Linked DNA regions of Homo sapiens: region 1 is linked to region 2. The links are chromatin contacts, found by Hi-C in ENCODE. All regions are on one chromosome and are shown on one strand. Each heading gives the region's core, a stretch centred on a gene start or an enhancer-like site at or near the end of the contact. The rest is flanking DNA. Distances are from core to core; before and after follow the strand shown. Region 1 holds the start of ATP5F1A (ATP synthase F1 subunit alpha). Region 2 holds the start of SLC14A2-AS1 (SLC14A2 antisense RNA 1).

What was found. Hi-C counts contacts between places; a loop is a spot of excess contacts on that map.
Region 1: a loop to region 2 is called in a map of heart left ventricle, with 5 times the contacts of the local background. The contact joins the promoter of ATP5F1A here to the promoter of SLC14A2-AS1 in region 2. A Hi-C loop is called at or near these places in 1 of 168 maps with a recorded cell type or tissue (heart left ventricle).

What each region holds. Positions count from the first base shown.
Region 1 is chr18:46,095,693-46,103,086 of GRCh38, forward strand. It overlaps ATP5F1A (ATP synthase F1 subunit alpha), which reads right to left and starts at 2,604. Exons shown (of 12, transcript NM_004046.6): 1 at 2,480-2,604. The coding sequence starts at 2,539. RefSeq lists enhancers at 1,970-2,029, 2,004-3,203, 2,120-2,269.
Region 2 is chr18:45,500,913-45,507,425 of GRCh38, forward strand. It overlaps SLC14A2-AS1 (SLC14A2 antisense RNA 1), which reads right to left and starts at 3,235. Exons shown (of 11, transcript XR_007066352.1): 1 at 3,012-3,235. It also overlaps a transcript of SLC14A2 not described here.

The DNA.
Region 1 (7,394 bases), core at 1,354-3,853, 590 kb after region 2:
TACAGCCTCGACTTCCTGGGCTCAGGTGATCCTCCCACCTCAGCCTCCCCAGTAGGTGGGATCACAGGAGTGCGCCACCTGGCCAGGCTAATTTTTGTACTTATTTTTTTTATAGAGACAGGATTTCATCATATTGCCCAGACTGGGCAGTAAATAAATATATATTTACTGGGCAGTAAATATATATATACACACACATTTTTTTTTTCCTTCTGAGACGGAGTCTCATTCTGTCACCCAAGCTGGAGTGCAGGGGCACGATCTTGGCTCATTGCAACCTTCACCTCCCAGGTTCAAGCGATTCTCATGCCTCGGCCTCCTGAGTAGCTGGGACTACAGGCGACCACCACCATGCCCGGCTAATTTTTTTATTTTTAGTAGAGACAGGGTTTCGCCATGTTGGCCAGGTTGATCTCGAACTCCTGACTTCAGGTGATGCACCCACCTTGGCCTCCCAAAGTGCTGGAATTACAGACGTCAGCCACTGCACCCGGCCTGGCAGTCAGTATTTTAAAAAGCAACTATTGGCAGGGCACGGTGGCTCATGCCTGTAATCCCAGCACTTTGGGAGGCCAAGGCGGGCGGATTACCTAAGGTCGGGAGTTGGAGACCAGCCTGACCAACATGGAGAAACCCCGTCTCTACTAGAAATACAAAATTAGCTGGGCGTGGTGGCACATGCCTGTAATCCCAGCTACTCGGGAAGCTGAGGCAGGAGAATCGCTTGAACCTGGGAGGCAGAGGTTGTGGTGAGCCAAGATCGCGCCACTGCACTCCAGCCTGGGCGACAAAAGCAAAACTCCGTCTCAAAAAAAAAAAAAAAAAGCAACTGTTAACAAAATGTAAGTGTCTTTCCCTTTAAAGGTACCCAATTTTTATTATTTTGACTTTAGATGTATTTTAATGGAGTTGCAGGAATTCTAAGATAAACAGCTTCCTACAAGGGGCAAAACTCAAAGTAGTTCCAATTTTACTTAAAAACAACAACAACAACAACGACAACAAGCGGCCGGGCACGACGGCTCATGCTTGTAATCCCAGCACTTCAGAAGGCCGAGGCGAGCGGATCACCTGACGTCAGGAGTTCAAGACCAGCCTAGCCAACATGGTGAAACCCCGTCTCTACGAAAAACTACAAAAAGTAGCAGGGCATGACGGCGGGTGCCTGTAATCCCAGCTACTCGGGAGGCTGAGGTGGGAGAATCACTTGATCCTGGGAGGCGGTGGTTGCAGTGGGCGGAGATCACGCCATTGCAATCCAGCCTGGGCGACTGAGCGAGACACCATCTCAAAAAAAAAAAAAAAAAAAAAAAACAAGCAAACAAAAACTGAATAAATGCTAGAGTTAGATTAGAAACCAAGAGTTGTGGCATGTGGACTTATTTTACTCTCTCAACAAATCCTGCAGCCACCTGGAACTTCCTTCAGTTTCTCCTTCAAGTTGTAATACTGCGACTGGTCACTGTCAATTCTGAAGCCTCTACCTTCCATAGGAGCTAGATGAAAACCGTTAAAAATGCTTTTTTGTTAACAGAAACCCAAGATGCTACCAGCGGTTGTTAAGGCAGCAAAACAGCCAACATGTTTATTTCACCTTTCAAATTGAGATTACTTTTAGAACAAAAAAAAAGTGTCAGTGTCAATGCGTTTACACTGAAATCATGTTAATTTCAAGGGAAACAAATAACGAAGGGTATTAATCCTTACAGCCATTTTCCAACCTTGTTCTCTTTTACTTGAATTCTCCATCACTAAAAATTACTCAAAACCAGGTGGAAAACTCAAGGACAAATTCTTTAAACACGTCCAAGTGCCACAAAGCACACACTCTGCCGGAGAGACAATTTAGAAACCAGCTTCACTGTTGTCACAGTGCTGGCCACATGAAATGGTTCTTTGCACCTGCAGGACGTTTTCACGGTCGTTTCGTATTCAGCACTAAGAGAAAGCCTACGTAAGTATTCCAAAAACCACCTTCATTTATTCCTTTCCTCTAAACTGAGCTCCAGGCAGAGGTGAAATGCTGGGCCTGCTGACCTTCACACAATGTCAGACTCCACTGACTAGCTTCAACAAGAGCTGACAGCAGTTTTCTGACCTTCAGCGGGACGCGACCCTAAGAATCGAAAGAGAGGAACCTCACCGATTCAGAACAGGCCTCGGAGAGCTAGCGCCCAAGCCCTGACCTTCACCCAAGATCCCCCTTCTAGGGCCGCTGTCAGCCGAAGACAGGAATCTTGAGGCCCTGTCTCTGGACACCATCGAGTTAACTGTCTGCCCTGTACCATTCTGCCTCTGCGCAGGTGACGAGCAAAAGGGCACCTGTGTCGCCTGCTCTGTCCAGCCGGAGAAGCCACGGGTGCAAGATGGCGGCATTCGCCACAGCCCCTCGCCCTCCTGCAGAGAGCGCCCGAGCCGGCGCACCACCACCCTGCAGCCCCACCCGGCCGCCTGCATCATGCCGGCCTTCGGTGCTCACCAGTCCGGCCCGCCGAGGAAGGGCGCGGACCACGGCCGCAGCAACGCGCACGGACAGCATCTTTGCAGTTACTCCGCAGGCGGTACTTCTGCAGCCGCAGCCTCCGGACTGACTGGGACAAAATGGCCGAGCCGCAAAGAAGGTCAAGACAGCCGGCCCACCTGACCCGGAAGTACTGCCCCTCGCGTTCACCACCTCTCCCCCCGCCCCCGCCGCCACTCTGCATTTTTTGGCAGGTTACTTATTTTTTTATGTAACATTTTTAAGTTTAAACCTCAAAATGAATGATTAGATATATTCCGGCTTTGGTCCTGGCATTCGTTATACATTTATTTTGGTCTTTTGAGTCGACCTTGTGGTTGCCCCGGGTGACCACGTGGGTAGCTGAATCTGCTAAGCAGCAGTTCCCAGGCCCCATCTGGTGCTAGAGGATGAGGGCCTCACCCGTCTGGGGTCGCGGCTGTCTTGAGGACCAGGGCGATTAATAGTGTCGGTAGTGTTAGACCGTGGTTTAGCACGAGTAGCAACAGTGAACAGCTAAACCCCGGGACTGGCCACCAGCAGGGAGCCTCCCACGGAGCCCGTTAATCTGCAGATCTTAGCCCCACTTCAGACCCTCTGAGTCGAAAATTCGGGGCAATCTGAATTTTTAACAAACACCAGCACCGTTCCACGTGATCCGATCTGCGCTCAGGTTAAAGATTCCCAGCTTTTTTAGATTCATTCTAAAAGAATCCTGTCAGTGAATTAGAGCAAACTGTTTAAAAATCCTGATAACCGGGGGAGGGGAGCATCAAGATAAATAGCTAATACATGCGGAGCTTAATACCTAGGTGATGGGATGATAGTTACAGCAAACCACCATGGCACACATTTACCTGTGTAACAAACCTGCACGTCCTGGACATGTATTCCGGAACTTTAAATTAAAAAAAATATATCAACAATCACAAGGAGGCCTAGAAGAGTCATTGCCAATCCTACTGAGAATTGTCCAGAATCAGAAGTTTACACCAGGATAGGACGAGGACTCGCTTTTTCCTCTGCCAACATCTAGTTCATGCTATTGGGAACTCTGCTTCTTCATTTGGAGTCAAAGGGAGATGATGAAAAAACACTTTCTATGCTTACCTGGATGGGCTTTTTTTTTTTCTCCACAGAATTACCATACTGAGATTTTTGTGATATATGCAAGATTTGTGTGTGTGTGTGATGCTGGTTATTATTATGTCATAGTGGACACTTATTAACGTTGCCTTCACTTTTCTTTTTTTTTTATTTATTTATTTTATTTTATTTAAGACAGGGTCTCACTCTGTTGCCCAGGAAAGAGTGCAGTGGGTTTATCACCATTCATTGCAGCCTGGAACTCCTGGGCTGGAGCAATCCTCTGACCTCAGCCTGTGCCCCTGTGGTCCCACCACCATGCCTGGCTAATTTTTTTGTAAAGACGGCGGTGGTGGGCAGGGCGTGGGGGGAGGTCTCTCTATGTTGCCCAGGCTGGTCTCGAACTCCTGGCTTCAAGTGATCCTTCCTCCTCAGCCTCTGCGCTGGGCCCGCTTTTCACCGTTTGGAGAAGCATTTTCAGTTCCATCCCCCAAATCCTGGCTTACACCTAGAACCTGAATTTTGGTGAGGCAAATAAATATCCGGGCTACAAGGGTCATCTCCTGAAACATGGCTTGTAAACACGTGATTAGCCATCCTTTTCTCTAGTATCCTACTCTTTTCAAGGTAAGCCATGGGAAAATAGAGCAGCAGTTCTCCTGGGAATCAGGGGTACAAAAAGGCTGTCCAAGCCAGGCGCAGTGGCTCACGCCTGTAATCCCAGCACTTTGGGAGGCTGAGGCGGGTGGATCACCTGAGGTCAGGAGTTCGAGACCAGCTTGGCCAACATGGCAAAACCCCATCTCTACTAAAAATACAAAAATTAGCCCGGCATGGGGGCGGGCACCTGTAATCCCAGCTACTGGGGAGGCTGAGGCAGGAGAATTGCTTTAACCCGGGAGGCAGAAGTTGCAGTGAGCCCCAGATTGCACCACTGTCCTCCAGCCTGGGCAATAAAAGTGAAACTCCATCTAAAAAAAAAAAAAAAAAAAAAGAAAGAAAAAAAGAAAAGAAAAAGAAAAAGGCTGTCCAAGTAAAATAAAATACAGAGACAAATCTATAAATTTAAAACATTTGGGAAGCAATAATTGCCATTCAGGGCATACACACAAACAGGGTGGTCTTTGGTACGTCAGAAGAACAAACAGATGGTTAGAGGTTTTATTTTTGTAAAAGAGAAATATAGCCAGGAACAGTGGCTCATGCCTGTAATCCCAACACGTTGGGAAGCCAAGATGAGAGGTTCACTTGAGCCCAGGAGTTTGGGAGTGCAGTGAGCTGTGATCACACCGGAACACTCCAGCCTGGGCAACAAAGCAAGACCCTATATCAAAACAAACAACAAAAAAAGAGAACTGTTGTATATTGTTCTTTAAGAAAGTTCATTGTCACTAGTAAGGTTTTGGGGAGCTGGCAAGTTTTGATTGGCAAGTAATGGCAACTAGGTAAAACGATCCTTAGAGTCACTGCAGGTTGTTTTTAGCAGCTAATTAGATAAAACTGGTTTAGGTCAGCCGGGCACGGTGGCTCACGCCTGTAATCCCAGCGCTTTGGGAGGCCGAGGCGGGTGGATCACCTGAGGTCAGGAGTTCAAGACCAGCCTGACCAACATGATGAAACCCCGTCTCTGCTAAAAATACAAAAATTGGCTGGGTATGTTGGCGGGTGCCTGTAATCCCAGCTACTTGGGAGGCTGAGGCAGGAGAATCACATGAACCTGGAGGCAGAGGTTGCAGTGAGCCAAAATCATGCCATTGCATTCCAGCCTGGGCGACAGAGTGAGACTCCATCTCAAAACAAACAAACAAAAAAACTGGTTTAGGTTATAGCGGGCAGTTTCAGCAGCCAGGCTTACAGATAATTACATTTTTGGAGCAATGTTATGTGCCCTGAGTGCTTTTTTTTCCCTTTACCTCTTGACACTGTTTTAGTTGGGGATGACAAGAATGACCCAATCAACTTTCACAAGCTAACAGGAAAAAATATCGTTTCTAAAAACAACAAGGCCGGGCATGGTGGCTCACGCATGTAATCCTAGCACATTGGGAGGCCAAGGCAGGCAGATCGCCTGAGGTCAGGAGTTCAAGACCAGCCTGGCCAACATGGCAAAACCCCGTCTCTACTAAAAAATCAAAAATTAGCTGGGGGTGGTGGTGCACACCTGTAACCCCAGCTACTCAGGAGGCTGAGGAAGGAGAATCGCTTGAATCCAGGAGGTGAAGGTTGCAGTGAGCCAGGTGGAGGTTGCAGTGAGCCAAGATTGCGCCTCTGCACTTCAGTATGCGCGACAGGAGTGAGACTATCTCAAAACAACAACAACAATAACAACAAAATTAGCCGGCATGGTGGCTCACACCTGTAATCCCAGCACTTTGGGAGGCTGAAGCAGGTTGATCACTTGAAGTCAGGAGTTCAAGATGAGTCTGGCCAACATATCGAGATCCCTGCACCCCCTGCCCCATCTTTAGCTGGGCATGGTGGCACATGCCTGTAATCCCAGCTATTTAGGAGGCTGAGGCACGAGAATCACTTAAACCTGGGAGATGGAGGTTGCAGTGACCACTGCACTCCAGCTTGGGCAACACAGTGAGATTCTGTCTGAAAAAAAAAAAAAGGCCGGGCATGGTGGCTCATGCCTGTAATCCCAGCACGTTGGGAGGCTGAGGTGGGCGGATCACGAGGTCAGGAGATCGAGACCATCCTGGCTAACATGGTGAAACCCTGTCTCTACTAAAAGTACAAAAAATTAGCCGGGTGTGGTGGCGGGCACCTGTAGTCCCAGCTACTCGGGAGGCTGAGGCAGGAGAATGGCGTGAACCCGGGAGGCGGAGCTTGCAGTAAGCCGAGATTGCTCAACTGCACTCCAGCCTAGGCAACAGCACAAGACTCCCTCTCAAAAAAAAAAAAAAATTGCAGGGATATTTTGTAAAATTTGTAGTGATAAAAGTGGACAAAAGACATAAAGATAACTTTTTTTGCCCCATACTGAAGGGCTGCACCAGTTTATCTGAAATTTGGTTACAGAGCAGAGATATATTTAGTTTTTGTTTTTTTTTGTTTTTTGTGGTGGATTCTCACTCTGTCGCCCAGGCTGGAGTGCAGTGTCTCAATCTCAGCTCACTGCAAACTCTGCCTCCAGGGTTCAAGTGATTCTCTTGCCTCAGCCTCCCAAGTGGCTGGGATTACAGGCACGTGCCACCATGCCTGGCTAATTTTTGTATTTTTAGTAGAGATGGGGTTTTGCCATGTTGGTCAGGCTGGTCTTGAACTCCGGACCTCAGGTGATCCACCTGCCTCGGCCTCCCAAAGTGCTGAGAATATAGGTGTGAGGCACCGCATCCAGCCAGAGCAGAGATATGTTTGAAGCAAAAAGAATAAGCAAGACAGGCTGGGTGTGGTGCCTCATGCTTGTAATCCCAGCACTTTGAGAGGCCCAAGTGGGAGCATCACTTGGGGCCAGGAGTTCAAAAACAGCCTGGGCAACATAGTGAGACCCTCTTTCTACAAAAAATACAAAAAGTTAGCTGGGTGTGGTGGTGCACGCCTATAGTCCCAGCTACTAAGGAGGCTGAAGCGGGAGGATTGCTTGAGCCCAGGAGTTCAAGGTTGCAGTGAACTGTGATCACCACTATACTCCAGCTTGGACGAAAGAGCAAGACCCTGTCTCTAAAAATAAAATAAAATAAATAATAAATAAGCTTGGCTTGCTAGTAAGTTTCCTTTGAAAAGAAAATCATTTTAGGCTGGGTGTGTTGGCTCACACCTGTAATCCTAGCTCTTTGAGAGGCCGAGGCAGGCAGATCACTTG
Region 2 (6,513 bases), core at 1,985-4,484:
GATAAGATAACATAGCAAGAAGTATTTCTCAAAAGGACCTCCTTTGCAGGGGTGAGGAAAGACAAGGGTCTGGGGCTCCACATACAAGGGCAGGAAGAGAGGAAACGGGAGAGAAGCTAACATTACTGAGCTAAGGACATTACCTATATTATTTCATTCAGTTCACTCAACAGTGACCTCTAGTATGTGTGTATTGTCCCGTTTTACCAGCAAAGAACCTGAGGATCAAAAAGGCTATAACTTGCCCAAGATCACACAGAGAATAATGAACAGAGAAGCCTCCAAATGCCAGACTATTTTGACTCTGGCAAACTGGCTCGCCAAAGGTGAGGATAGCCAGGAAAAGAGAGTGACTCTCTGCTTATGTCCTGTCCATCAACACTCCCCTTATAAGGGACCTGTGATTATGATGAGGGCCACAAACTATGAGTAAGTCAGGACCAACCTGAGACTTGAATCGTCCACTTACCAGCTTTGTGGACTGAGTCCTTAAAACATATTAATAAAGTGAACATAATATTATCTCTCTGGAAAATGTGTAAGTTGCTATGTAGTTCCAGCACAATGCTTTTTGTATAAATGCTTCGTCTCCCACCTGCATTAGGCTGCATTGCCATGTAGAGAAGTGTCATTGTCTCTGTTGAACAGGGTGCAGGTGAAGGACATGTCCCTGGCAAAGATGCAGAAGAGCAAGGGCCATAGAGTTGCCGGGACACTGGGCAAGGATAAAGTTAGCTTTAGAGTACCCAGAACACAGTCAAGGTCCGATAATGAATTACCCAGTCAGAGCAGGACTGGAAGTGACAAGGGATTCCTGAAAGGTTTCTCAACACTTTCCCCGGATCAGAGTGGTCCCAGAGTCTTGGGCAGAGCTACATCTTCCCATGGTGGGGCAAGTGACTTCCGCTCTGGGGAAAAAATCACTCATGAAGGAGGAAGCCCACAAGTCTTGGCTAGAGCAAGAACATCATGGGACATGAGCTCCAACCCTGATTTCTTCCTCTTATCCTTGGATGTGATATCCTGGTTTTATGGCTCTTGAGAAAAGTATAAGCTCCTAGAGGTAATGGATTCTATAGTAAATGTTATTGGATTTTTCACAGGGCTTAGAGGAGCATAGAACTCAAATAAGTGGTCCCTAAAGGCAGGATTCCGTGGCATCTGTCTGTGAGTTCCCATAGTTAACTTTTCCCATAGTGACTTTAGTGTGGGGCAGAAGATGCTGGAAGACTTGTGAAACAGGCAGATTCCCAAATTCCACCCTGAGAGATACAGATATGGGAAGATTAGGGGTGGGGTTGTTAAACTCACTAGTTGTTTCCAATGCAGTTGATTCTTGGGGGGAAATCTTTGAGAAACTCTCGATAGTCTATTGTTTCACATATCATCTTGAACTAAAGTTAATTGTTTAGAGATTAAGCTGCCTCCATGAGAACATAAGCTCCTCCAGGGCAGGGTCTGTGCCATCTCATCCCGGTAACCCAGAGCCTAGCAGATCACCTGGCATGCTGTAGGTGTTTGGTTGGACTCAACAGACCTGGAAGACCATAAAATGCATCTTATTCCCATAGGAACAGTTCCATGTCTAGGATTTGTGTTGTGGACAAGGGTCACTATATCCTCATATATCATAAACATGGGCAACAATATTGCACCATGAGATGCTAGAGTGATCAAGCTGAAAAGTACCCTAATTCATTCTTTAACATTCATAAAGCAAAGGAACAGCTCCGGACCTCTGCAATCACTGGGAATAGTAAGATTATGCTCCAAGAAACATTCTGTGACAGCGCATCTAGTCAATGTAATAAAGTTTACCTTACAGTCACTTTGTAGATAGGAGAACTGAAACATAAATAAGTTAACTGACACATTCAATGTTGCATCATGAATCAGCACCAGACCCAGAATTCAGACCCAGGATCCTGGATTTTCTAGGTGGTGCTTCTTCCAAACCACAAGATTCTGATAAGGACCTATGTGTCCTATGTGTCCTATTTCTGGTTTTTTTTTTTTAAGGAATGATCAATAAAATATTTTCTTTTGTAATGCTTCTACTGCTTGCAACAGGGAAATTTATCACAAGAAGAAGGCATCATTTTAAAGTTCCATGGGCAGCTCTTTCCAGAGATGTGGTCCATGGAAAGTCTTGCCCAGAGACCCTTGGAATTCTAAGAAGGAAATAAAGTGAGAGTTAATTAAATGTGTAATTAATGTTGATTGTGGCAAGCATGCTTCTTTTAGGTCAGATTGATGCTGCAGGGGAGTGATAGTATTTTTGATTGTTGTGTTTGTTTTTAGGATATTAGGGCCCTTGTCTAAGCCCTGGGATTTTTACTTAGAGTCAGGCTTTGAGATTAGGGAACAGGCTATGGTGGGCTTCAGGGAACAAGCTCTACAAGGGGTCTCTCCACGTTATGTACATTAACCAAAATGGGGTCATCCCATGCTCTGTGCTTACTGAGCAAGTTTCCCTTCAGCACTGCCACATCCCTCCCTAGCCAATGCTTAACAAATCACACCAACGTGACTAACTCAGTGTCTGGTTCTTATTTTTCCTCCTTCCCTTTTCTGTTTGCCATTGTAACCCTCCTGTCTTAATGCTTTTCTGCCTCTTCAGGAATTTTGACTACTCCATCAAGCTTTAGTCTCTGCAAAACACATTCCTATTAGTCAGTTCTCAGACACAATCTCCACTTTTTCACCTTATGCAAAGCTCCACGTACTCTTTCTTGGCAACTCTAGTTAAAATGCTAAATTACAGAGGTGGGCAGACCCTATTGATAGTAGAGAGACTGGTGCCCCTCTCTTCTTGCCTACCTTTGCTAATGGCTTAAAAATAAATCTCTCCAATACCTCACCTGCTGATCTGCTGTGGCTTAATCAGCCTGGTAGATTCAGAGTAATTATCCCTGAATTATCAAAGATACCACTGGAAGTAGGTAAAACAGAGAGGAGTTTATCTATTTTGCAGATTCTGAACCTCAGGATCAAAGATTCAGCTGACTTACCCAAAGTTAGTAACAGAGCCCCTTCCAGAACCATCGCTTCCTGTCTCCTGGTCTAATGGTCATAAGTCCTTATTTCTCTCTGATCTTGCTCTTGCTATGGCTAAAGTGCACTCACAAGGGTGACTGATGGGTCCTCAGTAAGATGGAAGGGAAGGAGGAGGGAATCTTTGTTTTCATCTCCTGGAATGTTCCAATAGTTCCAGCTGTGGCTACAGTTCATGACTGCAGGGATTTTTTGCTTGTTTATTTTCTTTTGAAAGATTCTATCTAGATTCCGGCAAACTTTCCAGCAAACAATACTTTGAGGCAGCTGGAAAAGGGAGGGCTCTTCCTTCCCTGTCATATGTCCTTAAAATAACAACAGGGGAGGAAAGCCCACAGTGTCCCCTTAAGGTACCAAGGATAGCATAATGAATTTGCTAATCATAAACGGTTTGCTCCTGAGTTCCAAACGATATGGTAATGAATTGCCAGTGAACCATTTGCCAGACCACAGCCATATGGTAAGGGATGGGACCCTGGTACATAGTAGCCATACTGTGGGTTTGTCTGCATAACTGTTCCCATCCAGAACCTTCCCATCTCTATGGCTGCTAGTTAATATCCTGTTTAAGCTTCTGTTGTCAAAACTAATCATTTGTTTGCCTTATGTGGATAAGTCTTTCTCTTATCTGGTCAGTAATAGTGACCATTAAGAAATGAAAATGTGTTTGAATCCACATAAAAATATTTGAGTTACACATCTTGCATTACCCAGTGGATACCTGGGCCTGGCAGCACTAGCCTGTGGAAGCAACTCAATCCAGGAACTTATTAAAACCAACAAATTATCATCTTCCCCTGCAGAAACACAAATGAGGATTCAGTTCATTAATTTCCCCATTGTTCTTCCTTTCTGTGGACATTAGTTGGATCTTTAGCTATAAAATGTGGATTTTATTATAATAGCGATGATAATAAAAATAATTAGGAGAAGAAGGAGATTCATTTATCAGAATAAGGCACCCTTTCAAATACACACTCCCTCTTGATTTGATGAGATGGTGAGATTTGGGAAAGAATCTGCTGTTTCATTGCTGCCTTTGTTGGTTTCCTTAGCAGTTACCCAATGGGGCTAGAAAGAAAGAGAGTTAGGAAAAGAAAAATAAAAGTAAAGTGACTCTAGGATCAAAGGGAAATGAGGACCTATGATGAGTAAACAGCAAAGCAAATCGGAAAGAAACAATTTTATGAGGGATTAGAAGTACAGCAGGCTAGGGAGAGGCTGTTTGGATAGTCCAGTGTGCATCCAGTGTCTTACATGCCTCACCACCACCACCACCAAGGGCAGACAGGGAGATGGGGCAGGGATTGTCCCTCTGTCCTCCTACCCCCTGCCACATCCTTGTGACAGCCTTTGACAGTCTTTTTCCACCAAGACTGCCTGCTATCCATGTAAATTCATTTTCCTTTCATAACGACGTTGAAGAATATGGGAAAATGGAACCAAAAAAGAGGGAAGACGGAGTGGGTGAGGAGCCCACAGGGTAATATTCCCTGAGAATGCTCCTGGGTTTCTTGCTTCCTATGGGACCCAGCAGGAACAATCACTCTTTCACAACTTTCTGAGTTTTCCCTGCATCCCCACATACCTCACCCCAGAAACAGCCAATGTGCTAATTGCAAGGTCAGGCCAGTGTCTTACGTGGCATCTGGGACATGGTATAATGCAAACAGATTTCCATATGTGGTCCCTTCCAGTAGTCCTCGGCCCCCCGAGCACCCACACCACGTGAGAACTCAGCTTCTCAGGAGACGCTGACATTTTAATTGGAAGCATCTGTTGCCTTTTCTGTTATTTTTGGCCAGGTTTGGTTTATTTGTATGAGCCGATGTTTGTGTACAGACCCGCCTACACGTTTCACAAAGCCTAGCCTTGCCTCCTCTCTCATCTTCTTCTCAAGTAGCTGACTGGGATGTGTGACGGGGCCACTTGCCTTCACCCTGTCCATTCTGATGTGGATTTCTCTCCGCAGAACTAGGGTGGGGAGGAAGGGCCAAGCTGAAAACTTCAGAGAAGCACCTTCTTGAAAAAGATGTTCTGAGGGAGGGAGGCTCACCGCTTCCTGCTTACTGCAAAGTGTCTGCTAGCCTCCCAGCAGGAGATTCTGCTTCCAGCTTCAAGGCTGCAGCCAGCTTTGAGGCTGCAGGGGGACCTTGAAGGTGTCAGGTCCAGTCCTGTACCCCTCCCAGCTCTGACTCACACACTAACTGAGGCCCCGTCCTCAAGTCTCTCAGGAGTCCTGCTCCCACTAGCCTTTGAGACCTGCCCTTCACTTTATCCTCACTTAGAAAACCCAACCTTCTTCTCCCCATCAAACCCAACCACCTCCACAGAGCCTTCTTCTAGTTGTCCAGTTAGCCTGATCACACACCAGCAGAGCCACTATCTGTCAGTAATCCAGTGGCAACTGGGTGTTTGCTGAATTCCGAGCTGTAGTGGGTTGAATCGTGCCCCATCAAAAAAATAGTTCTACACAGAACCTTGGAATGTGAATTTATTTGGAATAAGAGTTTTTTGCAGACAAGTTAAGGCTCTCCAAATGATATAATCCTAGATAGGGCGGACCCAAAAATCCAATAATGGAAGAGACAGAAAAAGACATGAGAGAGAGAAACAAAGGGCATGTGAAGACAGGCAGAAATTGGAGTGATGCCACCACAAGCCAAGGAATGCCAGGAGCCACCAGAAGTCAGAAGTGGCCAGAAAATTTTTTCTCTAGTGCCTCCACAGGGAGCATGGCCCTGCCAACACCTTAGTTGTGGATTTCTAGCTTCAGAACTGTGAAAGAATGAATTTCTCTTATGCTGAAGTACCGAGTTTATTGGTAATTTGTCACAGCAGTCCTAAGAAACTGATATTCAAGCCCTGGGCTAGGGTACCATGGTGTACAAAATCCTAGGAATGAAGGGGAACTGGAATCTGCCCAGACGTAAAGTGAGAGGACCTGACTTTCCTCCCCTGAGGGGAACCTGACTTACCCCCTCCTCAAGGGGATATCACCACTCACCAGCTATATACCCTGGAGGAGGTCACTTGAGCTCCCTGTCTTCACTGTCCTTTCCTGTACATTGAAGGAGATGGACAGGACAAGGTCTACGAATCCCTACAGCTCCAGTGTTGTCTTTTTTGTGTAAGAAAGGGAGATTATAACTACACAAGGTGATGACATCATAACCCCGGGTCCCCACTGTGAGAGGCACACTGAAATGAGCACTACAGACCCTAGGAGGGGAGGGTTCAAGTAGAGTCAGGGAAGGTCCTAGGGGAGGTGGTCTCTGAACTCAAGGGCAGGTTGCCAAAGAGGAGGAGTTGGGAGAGCATTGATGACCGGCAGAGAAGTCAATGCGCAGAGGTCAGATGAGAGAGTGACAAGGAGGAAACAAGGCAGGCTGGAGCAGAGAGGACCACAGGAGCACCATGTCATGCTTCACCCAGAAATCAGTCTTTGGTAAGCTCTGC